Regions from separate parts of the Homo sapiens genome. Here region 1 is linked to region 2. A link is an interaction called in ENCODE POLR2A ChIA-PET data of the cell type or tissue named here. Cell type or tissue: B cell. All regions are shown on one strand.

Region 1 (2,500 bases), 320 kb after region 2:
AACAAAAATTCATGCCTTCACCTCAAGGACCCTTTATAGAGAATAGAGAAGGCAGAGAAACTAATAATTGCTAATATTTCCCTAACCTTATGATGGAGGCATTATTATAATCCCTTGTTTTGTTTTGCTTTTTAGGTTTTTTTTTTTTTTTTAGACAAGGTCTCACTATGTTGCCCGGATTGGAGTACAGTGGCACAACACCAAGGCTTGTGCAGCCTTGACCCCCTAGGCCCAAGCAAACCTTCCACCTCAGACTTCTGAGTAGCTGGGACCACAGGCCATACCACACCACCCAGCTAATCTTTAAAAACTCTTTTGTAGAGACAGGGTTCCACTATGTTACCCAGGCTGGTCTCAAACTCCTGGACTCAAACAATCCTCCCACCTCAGCCTCCCAAAGTGCTGGGATTATAGGCATGAGCCAGCATGCTCAGCTATTAGCCCTTTTTAAAGATGAGGAAACCGAGACACAGAGATCTCTCATCAGAGTCAAACAGCCAATCAGCAGCAGAGGCAATAGGAGCCCAGGCAATCTGTCCCCAGAGCTGTGTTCCTAACTACTGCATTATTCTGCCCTTTTCTGAAAAATAAGAGTATATAAAATCTTCTACCTCAGAGCAAAGGGTCTCAACTTTGAAGCTTTTTGTTAAAGCAGGGTGACGGGGTTGCGGGGATGGGAGGGAAACACTTGTCAGGACATGTCAAATATTCAACAGGAAGTCAAGGTGGATTTCTACTAAATCCAGTGAACACAGGTTTCCAGGAATCACCTCCTCAAAGGATTCTGTGGGCAGCTAAAACCTAGGAGAGGGGAAGGAGAGAAGATGAATGGGGAAAATCCAAACTATAATACTACCGCCCTAAAAGTTCTCACAAGGGCTGACAGGTCCCAGCCAGGATGGAGCCCACATTCTGCCTCTTCCGGCCACTCTGGACAGCTGGCTCCCTCCCTCTCCCCTGCTTCTTCCTTGCCCACTTTAATCCACCTCTCACACCCAGGCTTAGTTTTATTGCTTGATTACCTTTCCCACGCATGAGATCCCACGCCTCCCAGACTGGCAGGAAACCAGAGCCCTCAGCAGAGGCATCAAAGCCACCCAGTTGGCGGATATCAGGGCTGAGGAGAAGAGACTGCAGCAGGCAGGCCAATTCATCCCAGGCACTAAGGCACCAAGAAGCCAAAATGATATCTGGGCAACCAGACCAGGCTGCCACAAAGGGCTCCTGGAAAACAGGCACATTTTCAAAACAAAATCCACTTGTGGGCTAGCTCTACCTGGCATTTAATTAACCTGAAAGGGTTGGATGTACCAAAAAAGCCACCAAAAATAAAATTAAAATCTCAACTGTTCCTCCAACACATGCTCCCAAGCCTCCACACAACATGATCCAGCGTGACCACAACATCCACAGAGTAAAAACACAAAACCCAGGGTCACTCAGATCCTCCTAGGGTGACTCTGGGGCCACACAGTTTACTCTCTGGGAACACATAATCCCAAACAGAGGATAGAGCGGGCTGAAATTGCCATAAACTCTGACTCTCCACAGACTCAAAGGCAACCTGAATCAAAATCATTTCCAATCTGGGTCTGAACCTGTCAAAATCTGTGTCTACAGAGATAGCTGGTGTTTGGCCAGCGAGTTCAAATCAAGGTGGAACTTTCCCAACTTTCTGGGAGAGGAGAGCATCAGTTATGAGGCAGAGCTGAGGTTTTCTCCAAGGAATTTTTCTTAAACTGGAGGCAGCTACAAGCATCTGCCTATAGGCTGCCACCGGAATATAAAACAAAAGTATAAGCAACAAAGGAATCGAGTAATAGAAGTATCTACCTCACAGGACTTCAATGAGGGTGAAGTAAGTTATTTGTAAAATGCTTAAAATAGTATCTGGCACACAGGAAGTATAATATGTCTGTCAAATATTAATAACATAAATGAAGGAAATACCAATTACTCTGAACAAAATCACTGTCTTGCCTACATAGAAAGCTTAATTTTTCAGGGGCATGAGTTTGTGATCACATTCTGCATAAATACATATGAGCTGTGATTTCCTAGTCCTCAAGTCACACGATGATATCAAACTTGTCAATATGTCAAAGAGCACATGGCATTCCACAAAGAGCTCTATGTCAAGGAACCTGGTGATTTTTTTTTTTTTTTTTTTTTTTAGACGGACTCCCGTTCTGTCACCCAGGCTGGAGTGTAGTGGCACAATCTTGGCTCACTGCAACCTCCGTCTCCCGGGTTCAAGTGATTCGTATGCCTCAGCCTCCTGAGTAGCTGAGATTACAGACATGCGCTACCACACCCAGCTAATTTTTGTATTTTTAGTAGAGACATGGTTTCGCCATGTTGGCCAGGCTGCTCTCGAACTCCTGACCTCAAGTGATCCACCTGCCTCAGCCTCCCAAAGTGCTGGGATTACAGGAGTGAGCCACTGTGCCCAGCCAGAACCTAGTGAATTCTCATCACAATAGACAAGATTAAGGCCTAG
Region 2 (2,500 bases):
CCTTTACTTTTGAGCATATTTGTGGATTGCCTTTTCACTCTGGATAGTGTCCTTTGCATGAATTTTAAATTTTTATGAAGTCTAATTAATTTTTGTTGTTGTTGTTGCTTGTGCTTTTAGTGTCATATTTAAGGAAACTGTTGGCCTAATTGAAGCTCATGAAGACTTACACCTCTGTTTCCTTCTAAAGATTTTATATGTCAAGTTCCTCCACTTAGGTCTTTGATCCATTTCGAGTTAATTTTTGTATATGGTGTGAGAGAGGAATTCCAACTTCATTCTTTTGCATGTGGATATCCACTTATCTTAGCACTGTTAAAGAAAAATACTCTTTTTTGTTGAATGGTTTTAGCACTTTTGTCAAAAATCAATTGATTATAAATGTATGAGTTTATTTCTGGACTCTCAATTCTGTTCCATTCCCTTGCCATCTGTATGTTGTGTCTTTATGCCACTACCGCACAGTTTTGGTTACTGTAGCTTTGTAATGAGTTTTGAAATCCAAAAGCATAAGTCCTTCAACTTTGTTGTTCTTTTTCAAGATTGCTTTGGCTATATGGGGTGCCTTGCATTTTCATAAGTTTTAAGATTAGCTTGTTCATTACATCTTTTTTTTTAAGTGGCATGATATTGTTTTGTTAATTCAACAGAAATTTTTGTAGAATACAATATGGAGCAGGTGCTGTTTTATGTGTTGATTACACAAGGTTATATGAAGTTGATAATCTAGTAGAAGAAATTATAGATATCATTGCTTTGAAGGATCATATTAACAGAAGGATGGAATGGTAAAACATTCTCACCCAGAAACTGGGAGGTTATCTAGTGAGTTTTTCCTTTGTTTTCTTTTTAAAAACAATATATTTAAATAAATTAGGTTTACGGTGGAAATAGATTCAGTATTTGAAAATTAGAACACTTGTGTTTGAGTTCTGGCATAAAATACTCTCTGACTCTTGACAAATTGACACTTTTGAATCTCATTCAGTTTTCTCTTAAGATACAGAAAACGTTTTGCCTACAGAATTATAATAGATGATGACATTCATTTAAAATTTCATTATTACTAATTGAAAGTGGAAATAATTACAGTTCTAACTACTATGAAAAGTTGTTTGTAGCCCAAATGAAGTTATAAAAAGGTGAAAACATTTTTTGTAATCTCTAATATATAAATGTTAAGTTGTCTAATTCCTCACCCAGTGTTTTTATTTTTAAACCAACTCTTTTAAAAGGTACATGTTTTTAAAATTTAAAAGATAAGTACTTTGTCATAGCATTATTATTTGTTGATGCCCTATTACTGTTACAAGCTGGTGTTGATAGACATTTTTGGATACACTTTTGGATTTGTGTTCTACAGAGATTAAAACATTTTCATCGTGATTGAGTGATTGAGAGTAAAGTCTATAGCATAATTGCCAGGGTTTGGTTTTCTCTTGGTTTGATTTCCAGCTCTGTCACTGGAGGTTGTTTAAATCCCCACCCTGTGCCTGTTCCATCAACTATAATATGGAAGTAATAATTGTACCTTCCTTATATAACTTAAAAATTAATACATGTAAAGGTATAGAATATTGTGAGAACATAGTAAGAAATGAGTACATGTTTGTTATTATTTACGAGCACCAGAGTATATGATTCAGAAAAGTAATTAACACAGATAAAGTAGTACAAGGAGCAGTGTTTATCATATTGCCTCTTACAGGTTTTGTTTTGTTTTGTTTTTTGTTTTGTTTTGTTTTGTTTCTTTAAGGTTCCCTCCTGTACCTTTGTAGTCAGTCTTCTCCCTACCCCATTTCTGGCAACCACTGGTCTGATTTCTGTTTCTCTGTCTATATAGCTTTGGGAGTTTCTTTTTTAGAATGCCATATAAATACAGACAGTAGGCGTGACCCTGTATATCCGTCTTCCTTCACTTAGCATAATATTTTTGAGAATGTCATCCATGTTGTTGATGTTTTAGTAGTTTGTTACTTTTTATTGCTGAATAGTACTCCATTATATGGATGTACTACAATTTCTTTTCCAGTTTTTGGCAATGATGAATTAAGTGGCTATAAAATGTTTGCTTGTGGGTCTTTGTTTGGACATATATTATTATTTCACTTAGGTAAATGCATAAGCACAGATTGGTGGTTTGTGTGATAAGTATAGGTTTAACTTTATAAAAAGCTGCCAAGCAGTTTGCCAAAGTTGCTGTATTCATTTTGCATTCCCTCCACAAATACATGACAGTAATATTTACTCTACTTTTCCATCAGATGGCATGGTCACATTTTTAAATTTTACCCATTCTTGTAGGTAGGTAGTAGTATCTTATGGCTTTCGTTTGCTTTTCCCCAATGACTGGTGAGCATCTTTTCACGTATTTATTTGCCATCCCAGTTCTTTGATGAAATGTCTGTTCATATCTTGCCCATGTTTTGATTAAGTTGTTTTCTTACTCTTGAGGTGTGAGAGTTCTTTGTATATTTTGGAAATACTTTATCAGATGTGT

The links. ChIA-PET counts read pairs that join two places held together with the same protein. Peaks named below come from ENCODE experiments on the same cell type or tissue, not always from the same donor. Only the 100,000 strongest peaks of a DNase experiment are listed, where the experiment ranks them.
Region 1: POLR2A ChIA-PET joins it to region 2 with 6 read pairs; 2 of 35 experiments call an interaction of 5 or more read pairs at or near these places.

What each region holds. Positions count from the first base shown.
Region 1 is chr3:31,903,195-31,905,694 of GRCh38, forward strand. All of the region lies in intron 1 of OSBPL10 (oxysterol binding protein like 10), which reads right to left. Among named protein-coding and RNA genes, the nearest start is that of OSBPL10, 77 kb to the right of the region's middle. In B cell, no CTCF peak of the experiment used is centred here; a DNase peak (open chromatin) is centred at 1,057; H3K4me3 peaks cover 1,150 bases; H3K27ac peaks cover 2,067 bases.
Region 2 is chr3:31,583,848-31,586,347 of GRCh38, forward strand. The region is part of intron 3 of STT3B (STT3 oligosaccharyltransferase complex catalytic subunit B); the gene reads left to right. Among named protein-coding and RNA genes, the nearest start is that of STT3B, 52 kb to the left of the region's middle. In B cell, no CTCF peak of the experiment used is centred here; no DNase peak of the experiment used is centred here.